Regions from separate parts of the Homo sapiens genome. Here region 1 is linked to region 2. A link is a contact called in ENCODE Hi-C or POLR2A ChIA-PET data. All regions are on one chromosome and are shown on one strand. The core of a region is the stretch at or near the end of the contact, and the rest is flanking DNA. Distances in the headings are between cores, read along the strand shown.

Region 1 (4,381 bases), core at 922-3,421, 100 kb before region 2:
CCTCAGCCTCCCGAGTAGCTGGGACTACAGGCACCCACCACTGTGCCCAGCTAATTTTTCTATTTTTAGTAGAGACAGGTTTTCACTATGTTGGTCAGGCTGGTCTTGAACTCCTGACCTCAGCAATCCTCCCGCCTCGGCCTCCCAAAGTGCTGGGATTACAGGCGTAAGCTACCTCACCCAGCCAGGATGAAGCTTTTGAACACCTCCCATGTGACAGGCACTTTCTAAATGTTGTACATGTACTAACGGCTATAACAACAAAAGCCCATAAAAGAACAATCTGTTCCCATCCTATTGAAGAGACAACTCTTTCTCAGACATTCTAAGAAACTTGCCCCAGGTGTGAAGGCTAAAAATGGCAGAGTAAGCGCCAGATCCCAGGAGTCTGGGCATTAGAATCAAACTTTAAGAATTAGGCCAGGCGTGGTGGCTCATGCCTGCAATCCCAGCACTTTGGGAGGCCAAGGCAGGTGGATCATTTGAGGTCAGGAGTTGAAGACCAGCCTAGCAAACATGGTGAAACCCCATCTCTACCGAAAATAAAAAAATTAGCCAGGCGTACTGGTGGGCACCTGTAATCCCAGCTACTTGGGAGGCCGAGGCAGGACAATCACTTGAACCCGGGAGGCAGAGTTTGCAGTGACCTGAGATGGTGCCACTGCACTCCAGCCTGGGTGACAAAGCGAGACTCCAGCCTGGGTGACAAAGAGAGACTCCATCTCAGAAAAAGAAAAAAAAAAACATCAAACAATAACAGATCAGCATCAAAAGTAAATTGACAGACAATGACCTAACTGAGTATAGTTAAAATAAGTTCCGGGATTAAAATCAAGAAACTGTCGCACATGTATCCCCATAACAGGTTACTATCCTTACAGCCATAGACTCACTATCATAACAGTGTAGAACAATTTTAAGGTCATGAAAATATATAAGATGTAATTTCAACTGTTAAAAGATATAAGACGTATATAAACTGATGATGCGCCTTTGATAAAAACAATAGACTTGCTCATCTGTGCACTCATCCACACACATCACATGTACACACTTATTCATATACATATATACATTCACACACATATACTCTAGTAAACATATATGTGACAACTGAAAGAGTTGTCTGTCAATAACCTCTTTTTTAGATATTTGTCTTTGTTCGTTTTTTAATGTGTCCAGGTTGCAGTGCAGTGGCTTATTCATGGCACACTACAGCCTTGAATTCCTGGCCTCAAATGACACCCTCTCCGAGTAACTCGAATGACAAGCGTGCACCACTGTGCCTGGCTGTCGTTGTTTTTGCAAATGTGCATTTCAGCATGTTTGCAACAATAAAAATGTATAAACTGTGCTCAATTCAGTTTATAAACATTATTTCAAACTATTTCAAAAAGTCAGACCATGTAAAAACATAGAAACGAGAATTCCAATCTCTATTAAATACCCGTACTGAAACATATGTTTCAAAAATTGAGATGGGGGTCTCACTATGTTGTCCAGAGTGGTCTCAAACTCCTGTGCTCAAGGAATTCTCCAGCCTGGGCCTCCGGAGAAGATGGAATTCCAGCCCCGGCCCATAAATATTAGGTTGGTGCAAAAGTGATCGCGGTTTGCCATTACTTTTGCACTAACCTAATTTTGTCCACTAAATATTTATTTAGGTGTTAGCAAAAGCCCAATGGAGGCTGAAACATCACAATCAGCAGTAAACATCAGATCGATTTCCTCTCATTTAAGGCACAGAAAAGGGGGCAGGCCTGTGAAAAGAGGGCGAGGCTTGGGGGACCGGAAAGACGTGGATCCATCTCGCGGGTGAGAACTTTACGCAGCGCGGGCCGTGTCTAGGGGTCACTGAAGGATTTGAAGCAGGCAAACTCCGCGACAGGAGCTGTCTACATGGCCCTGTGGTGAAAGACCGGGGACAGGACCAGCCTCCGAGCGATTTTAACACTCAGGGAAGCGACCGCCAGACTCTCATTAGAACGTCTGAGTTTAGTCGGGGTGGAGGGAGCGATGCGGGGATTTCAAGGTCTGTGTGACCCCTGAGATGCCGGGTACAGAAGCGCGAGGGGACTCAGCATCCCAGATTTAATCTAAACAAAGGGAAACTCACACGCCGCAGCATGACCGTCACTCCACGTAATCTGCTTCCGGGTCTCCAGGAAACTGCGCGCGCAGCTGAGAGGCGAGGCGAGGCCAGGCCCGGGTGGGATTGGGCGGAGCCTGCGCTTCCCTCCGCCTCGCTCCCAGCTCGTCTCGTTTTGGAGGCTAGACCTGCCGTGGAGACTGGAAGAACTCAGCTATCTGGAAATAGATTGTGTCCCGGCAGAGGGAAAGTTTGTTGATGATTAGATCCAGGAAAATTCCTGCTATTAAAATTAATTTTAAATCGGCTGTAGGGGCGCTCGCATGTGGTCCTAGCTACCCGGATGCTGAGGTGGGAGGATCGCTTGAGCCCATGAGGTGGAGGCTGCAGTGAGCCGAGGTCGTGCGCTGCACTCCCGCCTGGGCATGAGAGAGAAACCTTGCGCCTAATAAATACATAATCATAAATAACAAATTGGAAATAAATAATTAAAATAAATAAATATAAATGAATAATAAACACTAGTTTCCGGAATTTTAAAGTCCTTGAATTGTTTATGAAGGGGATGCAAATTAAAATATGAAATGCAAAACCCTGCCAGGGCGGAATGTGCAATTTCCTTTTTTTTTTTTTTTTTTTTTTGGAGACAGAGTTTCGTTCTTTTGCCCAGGCTGGAGTGAAGTGGCGCGATCTCGGCTCACTGCAACCTCCGCCGCCTGGGTTCAAGCGATTCTCCTGCCTCAGTCTCCCGAGTAGCTGGGATTACAGGCGCCCACCACCACACCGGGCTACTTTTTTGTACTTTTAATAGAGACAGGGTTTCTCCATGTTGGCCAGGCTGGTCTTGAACTCCTGACCTCGTGATCCGCCTGCCTTGGCCTCCCAAAATGTTGGGATTACAGGCGTGAGCCACCGCACCCGGCCAAGTTTTTTTTTTTTTTTCATATTTATATTAATCCTAGTGTATACCTGCCATTGTCTTATGGACATACTCAGGTCACAACTTTTTTTTTTTTTTTTTTTTTTTTTTTGAGATGGTCTCCCTCTGTCTTTCAGGCTGAAGTGCAGACAGCTCACTGACTGCAGCCTCGACCTCCTGGCATCAAGTGATCCTCCCATCTCAGCCTCCCAAGTAGCTGGGACTACAGGCACACGCCACAATGCCCAGTCCCATGTCACAAAATTTTGTCTCCAAACAGCACTCATTTATTTGTCCCCTAAAGTTTTCACCAGAGCAAAACAGGGAAGAAATGTATTAAACATAGAATTTGGAGGCAATGTAGGAAAAAAATGTAAAAATATATATACATACAAAAAATATAAAAATATACATGCTAGGTGTGAATTGTAACTAAGTTTCCAGTATGGGTAGTGGGTATCCCCGCCCCAGCCCTACCCTTTAGCAATCATGACACCCCAAGCCAGTCACCTATCCCAGTTCTCTGAAGCCACTTTTGGACCAGCTGGAAAAGTATACCCTGCTTTCCCCCACAGAGCCTCATTATATAATAAACACTCTCAAACCATATCAGTGTATGGGATCATCATTCTCAAGATCCAAGCCAAACCTTAGGGGGACTTCAAACAAGTTCCAGAAGAGTGGTCAAAAATTCAAATTACCAAAAGAGTTGTGAGGGTGACTATATGAAGTTTCTAGTTAATGTACCAAAACAAAATTCCCTTTCTGTGTGTGACTTAAAAAGAAGATGGGTGAACATTAATATTTTCAAATGATGTCACTGAACACTAGAAGTACAAAAAGAAATTGTGTTACAGTATTATTATTATTTTTTTTTTTTTGAGACGGAGCCTTGCTCTGTCACCAGGCTGGAGTGCAGTGGGGTGATCTCAGCTCACTGCAACCTCTGCCTCTTGGGTTCAAGCGATTCTCCTGCCTCAGCCTCCCAAGTAGCTGGGATTACAGGTGCACACCACCAGGCCCAGCTAATTTTTTTTTTTTGTATTTTTAGTAGAGACAAGGTTTCACCATGTTGACCAGGATGGCCTCAATCTCCTGACCTCGTGATCCACCCAATGCAGCCTCCCAAAGTGCTGAGATTACAGGCGTGAGCCACCAGGCCCGGCCATGTTACAGTATTTTTGCCCTCAACCCATACTTTATTTCCTAATATTTGTCATATTACTATATATTTTTGCTGCATGAAAATGAAGGTGCACACCATAGTTCTTATTTGGCACACAAGAAAGAGGCATGTAGAAACACAATACAGGGCATACTCTTTAACACTCACACACATTTGAGGGTGTACAAGGCTGAAATTGTACTATTAA
Region 2 (4,454 bases), core at 19-2,518:
CGAGATTTTGAGCCCCTCTCCTCTCCCGCAGTTTCTCCCCTTCTTCCCTCTATTCCTTCTTTTCCACTTCATCTGCTCCATCTTGCAATTTTTTTCCTCTTGTTGCTCTTTCTCTCCAATCTTTTGATTGTCTCCAATCTCCATATATTTCTGCCTCTTTCTTCTCCCATCTGTGCTCCTCCTGTTAAATTCCCTCTTCTCTGTCACGCCCCCTTGTCCCTACTGTCTGGCAACCCCAGATCTCTGGGGTGGTTCTCCCTTTGCCCTCCTTGTCACCGGCTGCCCCCTCTTGCTGTGCCAGCACCACGCTGCTCGGTCTGCCCTGGCTCCAAATCCCTCCTCCTCTCCCCAACTTTGTCTGAGGAGCCTCCCGCTTTGCTGCCCCTCTCCCTACCTTGCTGTCCTTCATCTGTCTAGAAATAGAACTTTTCTCTACATTTCTCGAGTTGCTTTTCTCTCCCTGCTACTTCCTGGGGTGCTTCTTTCACTTTGCAAATCTCTCACCCTCCCTCTGCGTTGCCGTCTTGTTATGGATCTTCCTCATTATTTTCTCTCTAAATTTTTCTGTTTCCTCTACCTCGCTCTCCATCTCTCTTTCACTTCACATTCACAGGGAGGGGACTGGAATAAAATACCCACCTCCTCAAGAGCACAGTTTCCAATGGGAGGAATTTGGGACGGAAGAACACTGGGTGCCCTGAGATAGGTCCCGGCCACCTCCCCCAACACAGGATCCGGAGAAGCCGTGACTGCGAAAAGGCCTGGGGACAGAAGGGAACGGCCCAAGGAGGACTACGGCGGCAGGCAGATCAGGGGTGGGGTCTGCAGAATCCCCAGACCAGGCAGAGGACGCGGCCCCTCCCGAATGGCGGCTGCGGCGCTGCGCCCCAGGGGCCGACAAGGACGAGGCTTGGGACCCGGAGGGCGTGGATCCGCCTCGCAGGCGGGGACTTTACGTGGCGCGGGGCTGGCGGAGGGGTCACTGAAGGGTTTTAAGCAGGAAAACGGCGCGAAAGCAGCTGCCTACGCAGCCCTACGGCAGAACGACCGGAGACAGAACCAGCCCTAGGGCGATTTTAACACTCTGACGGGACGCATGAATTTACTCGGGGTGGAGAGAGCGGTGCGGGGATTTCAAGGTCTGTACCGCCCCCCACATCCCGGGTACAGAAGCGTGAGGGCACCGCTAAGCGAACACTTAATCTAAACAAAGGAAAACTCACGCGCCGCAGTTGCGCCATATCTCCACGCCATCCACTTCCGGGTCTGCAGGCGGCTGCGCGCGAACGGAGAGGCCGGGCCGGGGCGTGGCCAGCGACGTGGCGGGCGGGGCCTGAATACTTATTGGACGGGGCCTGCACTTCCCTCCTCCTATCTCTGGGCGTGTCTCGGTTTTCCGCGTTTTGCAAGCCACACTTGCCAGTCAGGCTGGAGCCGCTCCACGGTTTGTGACCTGGGATCTCACTAGGAGGGTCAACGTCTGTTGTTTGGATCCAGGAAAGTTCCCACAATTAAAATTAAGGAATTCAATTAAAATTTAGAAATTTAATTGAAAATCCCTTAAATTGTCTGTGAAAGGAATGCAAACTAAAATACAATATGCAAACTCAACCTGTGCAGAATGTGTAATTTCACGCTGACGCCCCACAGAATAGCATAGAAATCCTCTCCATTTCTATTCCCCATTCACTCTGGAGTAGAGAGTTCCAAAGAGTTTCCTGGGCCACATCTGGGGCGTGGAGTGCTAAGGCCGGTGAGAAGTCAGGTCACCAGCTATTGCTTTTAAAAAAGCAATAGAGGCCGGGCACGGTTGCTCACGCCTGTAATCCCAGCACTTTGGGAGGCCGAGGCGGTCGTATCACTGGAGGTCAGGAGTTCGACACCAGCCTGACCAAAATGGAGAAACCCCGTCTCTACTAAAAATACAAAAATTAGCCGGGCGTGATGGCACACGCCTATAATCCCAGCTACTTGGGAGGCTGAGGCTTAGGTCAATATTTTCTAAAAATACTGTAATTTCAGATTCACTTTAGGTGCATTCTGAAAGTAATAAGTAAACATACTTTTTATTTTAAAAATTATAATCTCTTAAATCTTGTTTGTTTTCTCTTCTTCAATGTACTGGCCCCTGTAGATAACAAAGCCCTTAAAATAGTCTTCAGAAGACAATTGTATTTATTGATCTAAAGAATAACTCTGCAGTAATTCTAAGTGTATTTGGTAGGCCGATTATTCTTTTATAGAACCCTGATAGAAGTAAAACTAGATTATCAAATTTTAAATAGCCTTACGTCTGCCGGCAATAATTTTATGGCAATATTTTTGAATTAACAGGTACTAATAAGTATGCTTTTCTCTGATATCTCACCCCCCCAACTTTTTTTTTCTTAAGACAGAGTCTAACTCTGTCATCCAAGCTGGAGTGCAATGGCACGATCTCAGCTCACTGCAACCTCCACCTCCTGGGTTCAAGCAATTCTCCTGCCTCAGGCTCTCGAGTAGCTGGGATTACAGGCGCGTGCCACCACGCCTGGCTAATTTTTGGATTTTTAGTAGAGATGGGGTTTTGCCATGTTGGCCAGGGTGGTCTCAAACTCCTGACCTCAGGTGATCATCTGCCCACCTTGGCCTGCAGAGTGCTGGGATTACAGGCGTGAGCCACCGCACCCGGCCTTATATCCCTATTTTTGGATCCCTTCATCCATCTTGAAGTATGATCATGTTTAGATATGAAAATGAACATATTTAAAATATTAGCAGGTTAAAATGAGGATATAGTGATATGTCACAAAGATGGATACGAGATGACATATCAGCATTTTTTATTTTTATTTTTTTCAGTTGGAGTCTCGCTCTGTTGCCCAGGCTGGTGTGCTGTGGCATGGCCTCCACTCACTGCAACCTCTGCCTCCCGGGTTCAAGCAATTCTCCTGCCTCAGCCTCCCGAGTAGCTGAGATTACAGGCGCCTGCCACCATGCCCAGCTAATTTTTTGTATTTTTAGTAGAGACGGGGTTTCACCATGTTGGCCAGGCTGGTCTCGAACTCCCGACTTCGTGATCCGCCCACCTTGGCCTCCCAAAGCACTGGGATTACAGGCGCGAGCCACCGCACCCGGCCCATATCAGCATATTTTACTTCGATTATTATTATTATTTTTTAGAGACAGGGTCTAACTGTGTTTTCCAGGCTGCATATGTACTCCTGGGCTCAAGACATCCTCTTGCCTCAGCCACTTAAGTAGCTAGGACTCCAGGCACACTCCATGGTGGCCTAGGTCAGCATTATTTTTTGAAGATGCAGTATCTGGGATAGATTTTGGGATCTGTACAAGATAGATGTCTATATTACACAATATTGCTAAATAGCTATGTTGCCACGAAACAACTTTTAGCATTGACTTTTATGATCTGAAGCAAAGAAATGAGTTGATTGCAGAGCTTTTCATGAAACTAAAAAGTAGAGGATAAGCTGATTATAGCTTAAAGTTATAAACCCATTATGTATATGGGGAGTTTGTTGCTTCTAAAATTTTCAAGGGATCAGCATGGACATTTTTGGTTTTTGTTTTTTTTTGACAGGATCTCGCTCTGTCACCCAGGCTGGAGTGCAGTGGCACAATCTCGGCTCACTGCAACCTCCGCCTCCCAGGTTCAAGTGATTCTCCTGCCTCAGCCTTCTGAGTAGCTGGGATTACAGGCGCGTGCCACCACACTCAGCTAAGTTTTTGTATTTTTAGCAGAGATAGGGTTTCACCATGTTGACCAGGCTGGTCCCAAACTCCTGACCTCAAGTGATCCTCCTACCTCGGCCTCCCAAAGTGGGATTACAGGTGTGAGCCACTGCACCTGGCCAACAATTTTATTGATGAATAAACATTTAACAGGAATATCATACGCAATAGAGGCAATCCGTTAGGAGATAGGAAAAAGAATAATTTCTATACAACCCATTATAGACTGGTTTTTGAGATAAGCACTGATTAGCCTCAAAAACTTGATTGCGCTATTGCTTATACATTGTTCATCCTGACCTTACATGGTAATTGGGGAGACCATCTATGTTAGCCAATTAGCTTTATTCAGAAGCAGGGGGGAAAACCCTAACTTATATGTTTACAACAGGTGGTAGTTTTACAAAATGGAGCCAGGTACCCACTGTAGATAGGCTCCTACCAACCCACAGAAACAGAGAGATACAGGTGCTATCTCTAGTGATGTTGACATTTGAAAGAGATGTCTCCCAAGTCCTTGAGAAAGATATCCCTAGGTCATTATGCTGACAAAAGGTTTATTTAGTTTCTAAAAATAAACATTTCGGGAGAAAGTACTCACAAGTTTTCTAAGGTAAATATTCTGACAAAAAGAGGAGGAAGAGAAATGCCTTGCCATATTTTCAAAGGAGGAATGCAGGCTCTCATTTTTATTTCGTATTTATCCCTATAAGGCATGCATA

The links. A loop is a pair of places that touch in the nucleus more often than their neighbours do. ChIA-PET counts read pairs that join two places held with the same protein, here RNA polymerase II (POLR2A). Pooled maps may share reads with other maps.
Region 1: a loop to region 2 is called in a map of PC-9, with 7 times the contacts of the local background. The contact joins the promoter of ZNF880 here to the promoter of ZNF766 in region 2. A Hi-C loop is called at or near these places in 2 of 168 maps with a recorded cell type or tissue (PC-9 and naive thymus-derived CD4-positive, alpha-beta T cell), 1 of 37 single-sample maps with no recorded cell type and 10 of 50 pooled maps. POLR2A ChIA-PET finds 5 or more read pairs at or near these places in 4 of 52 experiments (H1, MCF 10A, T-cell and 1 more).

The regions. Positions count from the first base shown.
Region 1 is chr19:52,367,713-52,372,093 of GRCh38, reverse strand. It overlaps ZNF880 (zinc finger protein 880), which reads right to left and starts at 2,171. Exons shown (of 4, transcript NM_001145434.2): 1 at 2,117-2,171. The coding sequence starts at 2,128. It overlaps ZNF610 (zinc finger protein 610), which reads right to left. Exons shown (of 6, transcript NM_001161425.2): 6 at 4,316-4,381. RefSeq lists enhancers at 1,730-1,869, 2,070-2,179, 2,190-2,489.
Region 2 is chr19:52,266,401-52,270,854 of GRCh38, reverse strand. It overlaps ZNF766 (zinc finger protein 766), which reads right to left and starts at 1,268. Exons shown (of 4, transcript NM_001010851.3): 1 at 1,224-1,268. The coding sequence starts at 1,241. LOC124904763 (a long non-coding RNA gene) reads left to right here. Exons shown (of 4, transcript XR_007067331.1): 4 at 614-1,611. RefSeq lists enhancers at 262-331, 765-1,059, 982-1,527 and a silencer at 1,242-1,471.